2 separate regions of the Homo sapiens genome follow, and region 2 is linked to region 1. Evidence: read pairs that join two places in POLR2A ChIA-PET (ENCODE). Cell type or tissue: PC-3. All regions are shown on one strand. Links, peaks and the distances in the headings refer to the core of each region. The heading gives the core; the rest is flanking DNA.

Region 1 (8,472 bases), core at 2,771-5,270:
TCCAGTTGATTTGTGTGCACATTAGAGTTTTAGAAGTGTGGGTGCTGGCTTAGAGCACAAGTAGGGAAACACAAATCTATTAGACTCTCATGGAGTCAGAAGATTCAGCTAATGCCTTTGTGGTTTTGGAACCCCTGAAAAATAACATCAGCAAACTGGTTATTCAGTAACAAGTAAGTAAGTAATAAGTTTGTTGCTGAATAACCAGTTTGCTGGTGTTCATATTCAGGGGTAACTTGGTAGTTAAAATTTGGGGTACATTCATCAAGAGGCATCTACTACACATGTGAGCTCCATAAAGCAGGGACTTTGTCTTGTTACAGCTGTGCCCCTTGCAACTAGAACAAGGCCTGATATATGGTAGGCATGTGTGTTAGGCCATTGCTATAAAGAAATACCTGAGACCGGGTAGTTTATGAAGAAAAGAGGTTTAATTGGCTCACGGTTCTGCAGGCTGTACAAGCACCATGACACCAGCACCTGCTCAGCTTCTGGGGAGGCCTCAGAGAGTTTTACTCATGGCAGAAGGTGAAGCAGGAACAGGCACATCATAAAGCAAAAGCAGGAACAAGATAGAGAGTGGGGAGGTGGGGTGCCACAAGCTTTAAAATACCGGATTCTTATGTGAACTCAGAGTGAGAGCTCACTCATCACTAAGGGGATAGCGCAAACCATTCATGAGGGACCCACCTCCATGATCCAAACACCTCCCACCAAGCCCCACCTCCAACACTGGGGATTATTAGGTCGGTGCAAAGGTAATTGCTGGTTTTGCCATTACTTTTCATCTCAAATCATGTTGAATTGAGCTTTGGGTGCGGACAAATACCCAAACTATATCAGCACTCAATAGATACTTGTTGAAAAAGAAAACCATAAGAAAAAGAAGAAATGGAGGCAATACAGATAGTCACTCATTACCTCAACATTCTAGAGCACTTGACTTTGCTTCAGTGGAGGACATTGTAAAGATTCCCTGCATCAAAGTTATACTGGTCGGGGTGGACTAACTACTGAACCAAATAGACCTGAAACTGTACAATGACTCAAAAACAGTAGAAGCTTATCTCTTGCTCACTTACCAGTCCTCGGCAGGTACATGGATCAAAAGGATATTCTCCTGCAGGCATTCAGGACCCAGGCTGATGGAAGTGCTACCACCTTCAACACATGGGTTCCAAGTTTCCCTGGGAATCATTGCATTTCAGCCAGCTAGAACAGGAAAGGAGATTGAAGGAGCACATGAGAGGTTTTTATGGCCCAAGCATGAAATAGCAGATGGCACATCCTATGGTAGCCAGCTTTCAAGATGGCCCCAGTGAATCCTGCCTCCTGGTATTCATGATCACATATAGTCCCCCTCCCACAGCAAATGGGGCTGACCTGTATAACAGATAAGATATTGCAGAAATGACAGTGTGTGACTTCCAAGGCTGAGTCTTAGTCTCTTGAATCACTTGCTCTAAGGGAAGCCAGTTGCCATATCATGAGGACATTCAAGCAATCCCATGGAGAGACCCATAAGGCCTCCCACCCACCAACAACCATGTGAGTGGGCCATCTTAGGAGTGGGGCCTTCAGCCTTTAGCAAGTCTGCAGATGACTGTAGTTCCAGCCCACACCTCAACTGCAGCTTTATAAGAGACTCTGAGCCAGACTGACCTAATTAATATGCTCCTGAATGCCTGGCCCTCAAACTATGAGATAATAGATGTTTGTTGCTTTAAACCACCAAGTTTCAGGGTAATCAGTTATGCAGCAATAGATAATTCACAGATTTCCACCCATTTCATTGGATAGAAATCAGCCACAGTCTCACATGATTTCAAAGGAGGCTGGGGAATGTAGTCTAGCCCAGAAAGAAGAGGAGAATGTGGATTTTGCTAAGCAGTCAGCAGACTGTTCTACAGGAATAGACAGAATAGTAACAGGATAAGAACAAAATCAAGAAGAAATGTAAATTAGATCCTGGGGTCAAACCACAGAGCTACTGGACACACTTAGCCTTTCTCTCCTTTTGCAAAGTTCACCCACCCTAAAGGACCATCTCCAGCCCTACCTCCTTCATGAAGTCTTCTGTGCATATCAGGCCACATTCCTCTCTCTTGCCTCTGAACTCCTGCAGCACCTCTTGGCTCATTCTCTTCTGTGTGCGGTAATAAATGTCACTGGTTCAGAGACAGAAGGCATCATTTGGTACTCAATCATGTATTGCCTTGTGATAGCTCTTATATCACTGTCTCGAACGATTATTTAAGTTTTCATATCTGTATATCTTGTCTTCCCAATTACATTTAAGATCCTGGAGGGCAGAGACCAATGGACGTGGATAATATATGATGTGGCCACATTAGCTCAATAATCTGTAAAGTGATTTATTGAAACCACAAAATCTGATCTTAATGGGAGTTGAATTTTAATAGGAATTCAGGTCCTTCCCTAGATCACTAAACATATGATCACAACCATATATTCCAAATTCTGTTTGCTGAGCATTAGATCATATCCTTAGCAATGCCTAGCACAAGCCTAGTCAGTGGATATTATTTGAGTGTAATTTTAGCAGAAGCTGCAAATGAGGAATTTGATTAAATTGTATATAAAAGATACATAATGATATTTAGAAAAAAATCACAGTGAAAATGGTTTTTAATCTAGATTTATTTTGACATAATTTCATCACCTGTAGTTTAGCAGACTCTAATCAACTTCACATTTTAACCACCCCTTCTTGGTTTTATAAAAGGAATCATCATATTGCCAGCAAATGTTATTTCATTTACCCTCATTAACAACCCCTCCTTATGATATATATTAGTCATTTAAAATAATTGAAGGGGCTTTATGTTCGCCTTCCATTTGTATCTTTGCTTGATGTCAAAAGTAATGACTCAAGAGCTGACAAATGGATGTTGCTTCATAATAAATTTATGAAGAGTTTATCAAGCATGTGCACTGTTCTTTGTCAGCCATCTTGTAGCTAAACATAGCAAGCAGACCATTTAAAGTAACAATGCTCATGGCAGAAGCTTTTAAGAGTGATCACAAAATGCAGCTCCTTGAAAAGGCCAAGATAAAAAATAATCCTGTTATCAATTACTTCTGCTGACAAATACTTGAGTAACAACTTTGATATTTTCTGTTCTGAAAAAAAGCTGTATTTTCATATCATCTGTTGGATTTACTTTAAGACCTCTGAAATACCTGAATAATGCACATCGGTTTACCTCATAGAATATGTCATCTAACTAGCTGTATAAATCCTTGAAATCCATTATTTATACTATATATAACAATTGTTCAAGGAAACTCAGGAATTTAGATTTTAAAATCCTGGGCCTTTCAATGTGAGGGGAAAAGATATAACTCTGAGCTCTTCCCCAAAGATTAACGTTCTAATCTGACTTGAATCACTACATGTTAAACACACATTTTTCTTCTTCACTGAATTAAATTATGGAATTGATTTGTTTTACAGATTCCAGAGAAATTGCAATGGCTTTGAGCACTGGGCATGCTTACTAAGGATACAAAGATCACTGGTTAAAAGAAAAGGTCCTTTGTGTTATGTCTTCATGTGTTCAGGCCCCAAAGTCCCTGAAGCAATAACAGCTAAGTATGCCACACTCTGATCTTGTAAATAAAACATGACAATCTGAAGGTCAGAAACTGTTTTACCAGGGTGCCCTGACTTCTAAAGATAGAACCCATGATTAACACATATCTTTGGTACAATTGTGTCCTTTACTCTGATGGGTCAACAGAGTTCAATGTATAATCAGGTATCATATAATTCCCTTCCAGAGAATTTTTTTAAATATACCCATTGATTCTTAACAGTTACAGCCACTTAAAAAATACTGCAAGTACCACAGTGTTTGTTCATCTGTTCCTATCTTATAAATATATCATGATTGCATTAAAAAGTTAATAGAGACTAGAAAGCTGGTTAGACATAATTACTATGAAAACAGATACCATGCAAAATAAAATTAAAATATACTGTTATTGTTTATAAGAAACAAAAAATAAACAGTAGACTGCTTTCAGTATATATAGATATATTATATATATTATATATATAATGTTATTATCATTGATCCAGACAGATTCAGTATCAATCAAACATCAAAATTATTTTTGGTTAGAAAATATACAAATCAAAGGCGCTAATAGGAGGTTTACAGAGGAAGAGGTCCCCCCAGACCAGAAGACCAGAAGGGGTAATTAGGGGATGAACAGGGGGACATTACAGCTTCTGGGTAACGCTTTGCAATGAGTCCTGGGACAAGTAAGACCCTTAAAGTGTGAAGAACCAGACCACTTACTTTCAAGAACAACAAGAAGGTGGGAAGCTGAGGAGACCCCACCTAAGCCCTTAACCAGTTTGGTAGAGACCTCTCAAGAATGTGCTAGCTTTATACATGAAACAAAGGCTTCAGGGAAAAAATAAAATAAAAGTAGTAATACATGGTGTCCCTTAGAAGTGGCCCAGAGGTAGGACTAGTGGTTGCTCCATGACCATTCTGGGCATCTTTCTAGCTGGAGAAGAGCCACCAAAGAGGTTGCTGTGACCCAGTGACCACTGGGTGAGCCATCTTCCTCTGCCCCAGCCCTGGATCACCCCTCTTCCTGCCAGAACAGCACATTAGCCAATAGTTCTAGAATTTTATGAGACGAGAAATGGTTGGTGCTAGGCCCGTCAATGGTGCAGGCATAATTTAGAACAACTTCTGAGATTTCTTTAAAATAAATTTTATTGTGTATATTTAAGGTATACACTTTTTAACATAATTGGGGACCACTTAGCTATGAATTCAAATAATCATTTGAAATCACCTAATTCTGTGTTACAATTGAACAGCAAAGGGCTTTATTTATGGATATTGAAATCATGCATTGATATATATGAAATTAGAGAAGTAAATATAAAGTATTTATTCCAGGCAGACTCAAAATAAAAATAAAATTCCTTTTAAAAACATAAGGGAAACACAAGAACCATTCAAGGCACTTAACAAAAAACTGTTTAAGAGTTAGACTATTCCATTGTTATCATATTTTTTAAATTCAGGCTACCACGATTATGGTTGTTAGGGTATGCATATAGCTGTCATTTCTCTATTCTGAAATACACTGAACCAATTTACCTGCCATATTTGCTGGTGGTGTGCCATCATGGCTGTACTTTGTATTATCACACTGGAGACTGAATCAGTCAATAGAAAAAAGACTTCTTTTTATTTTTTGGTTTTTTTTGAGACAGAATCTCACTCTGTCACCCAGGCTGGAGTGCAGTGGCCTGATCTCAGCTCACCACAACCTCTGCCTCCTGGGTTTAAGTGATTCTCATGCCTCAGTCTCCCAAGTAGCTGGGATTACAGACACGTGCCACCATGCCTGGCTAATTTTTGTATTTTTAGTAGAGACCAGGTTTCGCCATGTGGGCCAGGCTGGTCTCGAACCAGGTGATCCTCCCACCTCGGCCTCCAAAAGTGCTGGGATTACAGGCATGAGCCACAGTGCCCGGCCAAGAGTTGATGTTCCTAACAGTACTCATTTTTTCTTTAAAGAATAAAAATAAAAGAATAAAGAATTTAAAAATCAGAGACAGAAGCCATGCATCTTCATGTGGCTTCGTATGCACTGGATTAAAAATTAATTAATATCCTCTTCATTCAAATGTCACATAGGCCAGTGCTTCTCAAACTATTATTTTCACAGATCGATAATTTTATAAAATACAATGAAAATAAATTATAAGAAAAATATTAAAAAGCTTACAAAATGCAAACCCAATTACAAAATGCAGTAATGTCAAATTGCTATAGAAGTTTCCACGTGCTTATTCTCAATCCCTGTACTTATCACAGACCAGTAACCGTTTGTGGACTTGGGCTGGTCCAGGGACCACACTTTGAGTAACCCTGGTTGGTATAAGTCACATTCACTACAACAAGTTCCATAGGTCAAAACCATTTTTTACTTAAACTTTGTTATATCAAATGGTCTCAGAAATAAGAGAGCCATTGACAGTGACTTGGAAATTGTCACCCCTTTTCCATTAGCCTGTATAATATCACTGAATGTGTGTTCAAAATATGACAAGATATTCTGCCCTAAATAATTTCTATAATGTGAAAGCTGCCTTCTCTCATTTTCCCAGTATTTATTTACCCCTTTCCCCATCCTGTTCCTTAAATAGCTTAAGATAAGAAGTAGTGAACTTAGCATTTACTGTATAATTTTTCTTTTAAGCCTTATTTGCAGAAGTTGCATGCTAATTCTTGGTGCGAATTCAGCTCTGCAGATGTGTTCAGTTTAATCTTCATGGTGTTTTTAAAACATTAGACTTTAAATTACTTTAGGTGAGGCCTAGTCAAATGCCCAGCCCCACATATATACGTGTTATCTGGCTGCCCCGCTTCATTTCTCCCCCAGAGCATCTCACTGTAGTAAGAGGATGTGCTGGAGACCAGATCCATCTGGCTTAGAATTTTTGATCTGCAGCAGATTATGATGATGCTTCCTGTGCACCTAGACAAGTTGCTTAAACACTCTGAGGCTCATTTTCCTCATTTGTAAAATGGAGATAATACTTAGATCACAAGATTCTTGGGCAGATTAAATGAGGCAAAGTAAATGCAATGCCTGTCCCTGGGGTGAGTAGTTAAGCACAGAGTATTATTTTTCCCCTCCATGTCTACCTACCCCACGCCCTATTTCCCCTATCCCAGGCCCTCTGCTGCTCTCCGCACCCTTTACATTTTGCCTCCGGTGACTTTACTGCTTCTCTCTGCTGAAGAGGAGGATAAATAAACTCATCAAAAACACACCTTTACTAAGTAGAGAGGAAAGGCTATGCTAATACTCGCAGCTTTGCCACCTGGAAAAAAAGGTGACTCAAAGGGCACTAAGTGAGTAGGAAAGCTCTAAGGGAAAGAGCTGTTGAAAGCAGCTCTCTCAGAATACAAATACAATACAGCTTTTCCCTCCCCATCTCGCTGACAAGCATCATTGCTGCAGTTTCAGGAGAGAGAGCATTTGACCTCTGTGTTATTTCTAATTCTTAATTGGAAAAGTATTTGCTTGTCTATGAAATATGAAGATTTCCTTGATATCAGGAAATCCCTTTAAGGGAATTTTATGTTTTCTCAGGCTTTTGCTTCTTGTGAAAACCAATCTCGAAGATAATAGTTCAGTACTAAAATGATTGTATTCATAATCATTTAATTTAAATGCATGTTTGAGAGAATGCACTTAACAAATTAAATCACATGTATTCAGAATGCCGTTATGGCCACCATTTGTGCTTTCTTGTCAATTGCCTAAGCTGACACTGTCATGCCTAAGCTGACATTGTCAATGCAATGATTCTATCCCACACTCTTGGTTTGGTGAGCTCACAGTCAATGCATATTTTTTACTCAGTTTAATTAAACATGGGGACTGTTTAATTAGCTTTAATTAGAAAATTAATGCAGATCATTCCTACAAGTCTCAAACAATTTAGACGTGAATGAAATTAAAAAATTAAATTCTCTCCCCCTACAACCCACCTCTCCACTCACACACCTATAAACACAACACTCGCCTACATCCTCATCAAGATTCTTCCAGCTCTAAGATCCTACATGTCTCCGCCTTGCTACTCAACTCCACCTGAACGTTTGGGCATAGCCAATTCACCAAGCTACCCCATTCTGCTTTTTTCCATGAAAGGTCTTGCTCCTTCCCTTTTATTTCCAGTCTATGGCCCCGTCAGATGCTACAATCCTCCTTGACTCAAGAATTTCAATTCAACAGTTACAAAAATTAATTTTTGAAACTGGTAAGATTGTGTTATGAGTGCCTTGTATTGTACCCAAGCATAAGTATGGCTGAAGACCATGACACAGCCTGCCTCTGAAGTGACAGTAAGGTAGAAGTCCCCTGACAAGTCTTCCACTTGACTGACCCTTTCATTCACTCTGTAAAGCAAAGTGACCCCAGTTCATGGCATTCAGAATGCCTACAGCTGGCAGGGTCCTTGCTAATCCACCCCCACAGCTCAGTTCCCATCTTTTAAGGTGTATGCTTTTAAAAAAACCAACTATTGGGTTTTTGTTCTCAAATCTGTTTATTCCATTTATAATGGTAGGCATGTTATTTAATTTTAAATATTATATAAGCTAATGAAATATGAATGCTAAGGAGGGGAAGGAAGCAAAATCAGACAGAGAGGGAAATGGAGTGGCAATGTGATGATCCCAAGGGCACTACTTAATAAATATCTCACCCACTAAATTCCATCTCATTGTATGCTTCCCAGGAAACCCAACTTGCAATGGCGTTGCTATGCATTATATCACTTAGCGTAAGGAAATAAAAATATTTACACTCATTCAGCTTAAATATGATTCCATCTGAGTGTGGTCAGACTTTAGACTCAGGGAGATTTAATCTAAGATACCTGCTAGCCAAGAAGAGCAC
Region 2 (5,818 bases), core at 1,311-3,810, 250 kb after region 1:
TGTTCTGAATATTGGCATACCTGTCATTTTCCAAAGTAAAAATACCTTAGAAAAACTTCTATAACGTATTAGAGGATGAAATGAAATGGAGTAAGGGATTATATGGTAGCTTGACCCCTCCTTCTTTTCCAACATGGCTTCTTAAGTGTTTCATTTTGCTAATAACCCAAGGATTGGACTTCTTTTTTTTAACTTATATTTTATCAACTAGGAATGTGAGTTTTTAACTATGGGCCTTTAAGTCTTTAACCTGGTTGATAATTAATGCTTATGACTAACATAAATTCAAAAGTAATTTACTTTCATTTAAGACAGGTAGCATTTGTCCTTACATCACAATTTTAAAAGTTTCTTGCCTGTGGTCTTCATTTTCTACCTATAGTTATGAAACTCTTCCTCATTGACAGGGAACACCCATGACATGCCTGTGTATAACCTTAAAATTATCTTGAGACCACGGCTTGAGTGTGTGTATAAACACACTGCAAAGGGTCAAATTCCACTTGTGCATCAGTTTAGCAACTTTTAGTAGTGGCAACTAGTTTCAGTTGTTTTAAAGGGTCATATAGTTAAGAAATTCTGGCATTTCTCAGGATTCTAAAATAATAACGTTTGTTTCACTGGTTGTGAAAATTGTCCGGATTGCTGGGAACTAGGAGAAAAGAATATTTCAACAGGATTTGGCTATCAGCAAATCTGTTTTGGTTTCCTATTCTGGCCTCCCTACCTATCCAGCTACATTAGTGCCCCTGCCGGCAGGTTTCTTCTTTCTTTTACCACAGGAAAATTGTCCGGCCTCTTTTTCTAGCATTTTCAGGACCCGCCTGACAGGAAATTTTCTAATTGCCGGAACAGCTGGTAGGAGAAAACTTTGCAGGGGCTTGGCCTTCCCTTTCTAACTTAAGTTTTACCGTCAGAAATTCTTTTATCACCATCATGGTTTCGTAGCCATGTTTAAATTTTTGTCTTTTCGTGTTCGCTCTATACAGGTAAGCTCTGTTCAGCTTCTTTTATAGAATAAAATGTTTTAGTTGGAGCTAACTATAATTACAGTAATTAGTTATTTCGTTTTATATGTTCTTTAAAGCAGCTTTTCAAAATTCAAAACCTGTTTTGATAGAACTTTTAAAGGATAATAGCTCTGTTTACTAAAAGCCAGTTATGTGTATTATACATTTCAACTCTGTATATTTTGTCAACTGACTTTTACGTTGTTTTTTTGTTTTTGTTTTTTTTAGTGCTAGAGTAATTTTTATCTTGCTAGTGTTTGTAATTTTGTATAGTAAAACAAATGACTGTAACTCTCAAAATTAAACCAGGCATAAACAGAATTGCAAAATTGCTAATATTTAGGAGATTACTATAATGAAAACAACTTTAGTGGGTAGGAGAGTATGTTATTTTAAGCAGTCAATAACTTAAAATCACATTTTGGTGGAAATTGGTTCCTGTAAAAACTTGGAAGTTTTTAAGCAACTCCATATTTAAGTAACTTTAAGCAAGTAATTTTATCTGACTTAGAGTAGGAACAATTTTCAAAGAATTATTCTGTTAAAATGGGCTTAGTGGATGTTAATTTGCAATATATTTAATCTACAATCCTGCCAAAATCAACTTGATATTTTGCCATGAGAATTGTGCTATCCAGCAGCTCTTTAAAGAGAATTAAATTTGCTGATCGGGATTCCAGATTGGGAGAAAACTCTGCTCTTTGTGGCGGTGATTAGAAATGTTAATCTGGAGAACCAGCTTGCTGTTTTCTCAAACATAGATAAAAGGAGCTGACTTATAAGAGCTTAAAGCTCTCTTAAAGAATTTGGTTAAATGAAAAATGTTGAGCTTATTTATCATTCCATCAGCAAATGAAGTAAATTGAATTCAGTCAGATTGTAATCTAGAATATATTAATACATAGTTTCACACCATGGCTTGAATAACCAGCCTAATTTTGTGTCACAGCAAAATAATTTTTATGTATCTTGATCATCTACAAAGAGGTTAACATATCTTTTTAAAATAAAACTACATGTTATAGAACTATAGGTATCTATATAAAGGGTGATAGTTTAATTTAGAATGACATTTAAGGGGCAAATAAAGTATGCATTTTTCATTTGTAAGGTCTTTTTTATGGTACAACAAAAAATGGTTACACATCCATAGTTAGAAAGTACTTATTGACTTTTACCAAGGAACATTTAAATATTTTACTTCAAGCTTCAGTAATATTTTCTGGCATTCAAAACAATTTAGAAAATACAAATGCCTCAAGAACACACTTCCTGACTCAGGGGAGGGGAGGAAAAAGGAAATTATGTATACAAGGCAGGGCATAATGCCAAATGTTGAATCATTCTTTGAAATCAGTTAATATCTCTCAGTTTGTTTTCTTAGTTAGCATGTTACAATATTAGGTTTTCGATAATTCAAATAGACAATATTAATTTCAGTTTCTTTTCTTTAATCCTTTTTACATTTTAAGATCAAAATGATATTTTTCTCTCACAACTTGAAAAGGAAACATTAGATTATTTTTTCCCCACTAAAGAGTGGACCTTAAAGACCATTGAGGTATAAACCTAAGGACGTTTTGTTGGTCCTGGGAAATAAACTGGGTGGCTTTTTGTGTGACTGAGGGACACCAAAAGATCCACCTGCCCATAAATTTTCTCTTCATTTTTCCATGATGTCCAAAATGACACTCTTTACAGAATTGTAAAAGTATATGTTTCAACTGAACTGACTTTGTTTTATCCATCAGGGGTCATATCTCAACAGATATTTATCTAATAATAAATCTTTGAGATCCAGGTAAATTGTCTTAGTATCTCTAACACCTAGTACAATACCTGGCCCATAATTTGAATGGCCTTCCAACAAAAAGGAATGGTCCTAACAGAGTATGTCATAGATCAGAAACATTTTCACTGGGACCAGGCATTCAGGAAAAAGCAAAAGCAGGAGAGCCGCCTGAATTTTAGTTCTCTCTTGACCTCATTCTTCTCTACCTCTCTTTCATACTCTCTGATTTAAACTCTAGTGTCCAGGTGTGCTCCTGCTGTGGCCTTTGTACTGGCTTGTCCCTCTCCCAGGAATGCTTTTCCCCCAGGTGCTTGACTTTCTCACCTCCCTCAGGTCTTTCTCAAATAGCATCTTCTTAATAAAGCCTGCCCTGACTTCTTTATTGAAAATTACAACCCCCCCCTTTCCATATCTGCTATTCTCATCTCTTTACTCAACTCAATATCTTTTCTTCATAGTATTTATCATGTTCTAACCTTTATTTACCTATTATTATTATTTGGTCTGTTGTCAAAACGGCAAAGTTTTTGGTCCATTTGACTTATTGTATATCCCAGCGCCTAGAAGAGTACCTAGCATGTATCAGGTACTCAAAAATAAATGTTTAAATGGATGGATGAATGAATTAGTGAATTCCCGTACATAGCTTAAGGGTATTGAACACCTAGGCTGAGGGAGGTGGCAAATGTCTGAAAGGGGTGGAAATGTAGGAAGAATGAAAGAAGACGTGATGTAGATCTGCTGCCATCCTGAAAATTTTGCCCACAGTCAGACTTTTGCTTATCAAATCAACAGTCTTTGTAAAAATAATAGCATGGAATTTATTATTACTGTTTTTAAATGCACAAAGTAAGTTTTTTGTGGTAATGAATGGACAGATATCCATTTATCATTTAAAAAACAGTTGTGCCAGAGAATGTAAAAATATGTGAGCCTCACAGAATAATTAGAATGTATATAATTTATATCTGTGTTCCAGTTTATTAACATAATATTTTTCCATAAAACTATTAATATAGCTGCTTTACCATGTACTTATAGGCAAAAATACAGTTTTACAAAATGTCAAGTCAAACTATAATTTTATGTTTTCATGTGACAGATTTATTTCAGTAACAGGTGATTTAGTGACATAAGATATGTTTGTCACATGCACATGTCAGTCTGTTCTTGGCTTATCACTGCCCTTGGAAATCTGATATTCCTTTCTGCATCCATCTCATTAGATTCCAAGTATGAGCTAGAAAAGTACATTGTTGCTTTCCTACCTGTTGTCCAAGATTGCCCAAGCATTAGTATTATGTCCTGGTTGAACCTTAGATTCATTTCTAAAATAGTCATGGTCCCATGACCTGGTGACATTAAGTACAATCTGGGCATTGAGATCTCAACCCAGGATATTTTGCCTATTATACTACTGTAATTTTCCATATATATAAAGTAGATAGAAAATAGTTTGCTGGTGTGATTAGTAAAAATTTAAGTCTTATGAAATTTAAACTTAGAAGGAACAGAAAAGCGTGTTCAGGATAAAACAGTGGCAGGTTTTTGAAACTTGAGCCAATGCCAAACTTGCCACAGGAATTGATCTTTTCTCTCTACCCTCAAGAGTATTTTCCGTACTCTCTGAGTCCTGATTTAGAAAAATATTTTATAAATCCCTGTTTGTATCCCTAAAGAGGTTTGAAATGATTGCATCTGTTTTGGGGGGAAGAGAGTAGGGAGTGGAGGAAGATGCTTTTTAAAACACACATACACACACACACACACACACTAAGAAAAGGAACACTTGAAAATGTACTTTAAGATTTGCCAGGATAAAAAATTTAGTATGAAAGTGGGAAGATAAAGTCAAGAAAGTCTCTTAGAAAGTAGAGACAGTGCTGGACATGATGGCTCATTCCCGTAATCCCAGCACTTTGGGAGGCCAAGGCAGGCGGGCAACATGTTGAGACCCTGTCTCTACAAACAAATCAAAAAATTAGCCAGGTGTTGTGGCACATGCCCGTAGTTCCAGCTACTGGGGAGGCTGAGGTGGGAGGATCACTGGAGCCCAGGAGGTTGAGGCTGCAGTGAGCTGAGATCGCACCATTGCACTCCAGCGTGGGTGACAGAGTGAGACCCTGTCTCAAAAAAAAAAAAAAAGAAAAAAAGAAAAAAAAGTGGAAACAGAAAATAGGAGAAAAAAATGACATAAAGGATTCCATTTCAGACGTACAATATTCAACTAGTAGAAGAGTCACAAAAAGAGAAGCCCTGAAAAATGGGTGGAAGGAAATTATCAAAGATATGTTAGAATTCCCCACAAAGTTAAAGAATTCAGGTCTTTAGATTATAAAGGTTCACCAAGCATCTGGCATTCTGAAGGAAAGAAGACCCTATTTATCTCACTATTGGGGAATTTCAGAAACACAAGGACAGAGAAAATCTTTAAAGCTTCCAGAAGGAAAAACCAGACCTACCAAAAAGTGTGACTAGACTAGCATCACCCATCTCATCAGCAGAACTGGATGCTAGAAGGCAATGGATCTATGGTGTCAAAGTTCTGAGCCAAGATTATTTTTCTTCTGGAATTTGGTACTAAGCCAAACTATACAAATGGGAAGACAAAATAACAACATTTACAGATGTGTGAGGTTCAGAAAGTTTTCTTCCACATCACCTTTCTTTGGAAGTTACAAGGGGGTAATCTAAGAAAGAGACATAGAAAACTGAAAACAGTGAATTCAACCAGAAAATCACTGAAGACCTATCCCAAGATGATAGCTGTGCAGCGGGCCTACAGAACCACCAATCCCGATGGGAGGGTAAGAGAGGTCTCCAGGATAGAAAGGAGCTCTCAGAAGAAAGGAAAATATTGCTAAGGGCTAAGAAAACATTAAGAATAGTGGTCAAATTACTTTTCCCTTTCCCCAAGAATGGTGGAAGGCTGTTAAAAATAGGAAAAAATAGAAAAGTGCATGATAAATTCATGATCCAAATGGGAATCAAAGTAAAATTTATCATGAATTTAAAC

What was found. Peaks named below come from ENCODE experiments on the same cell type or tissue, not always from the same donor. Only the 100,000 strongest peaks of a DNase experiment are listed, where the experiment ranks them.
Region 2: POLR2A ChIA-PET joins it to region 1 with 5 read pairs; 2 of 35 experiments call an interaction of 5 or more read pairs at or near these places.

The regions. Positions count from the first base shown.
Region 1 is chrX:20,466,842-20,475,313 of GRCh38, reverse strand. No RefSeq gene overlaps it. Among named protein-coding and RNA genes, the nearest start is that of RPS6KA3, 200 kb to the right of the region's middle. In PC-3, for the core only: no CTCF peak of the experiment used is centred there; no DNase peak of the experiment used is centred there; H3K27ac peaks cover 606 bases.
Region 2 is chrX:20,213,971-20,219,788 of GRCh38, reverse strand. The region is part of intron 2 of RPS6KA3 (ribosomal protein S6 kinase A3); the gene reads left to right. Among named protein-coding and RNA genes, the nearest start is that of RPS6KA3, 50 kb to the left of the region's middle. In PC-3, for the core only: no CTCF peak of the experiment used is centred there; a DNase peak (open chromatin) is centred at 2,318; H3K4me3 peaks cover 366 bases; H3K27ac peaks cover 696 bases.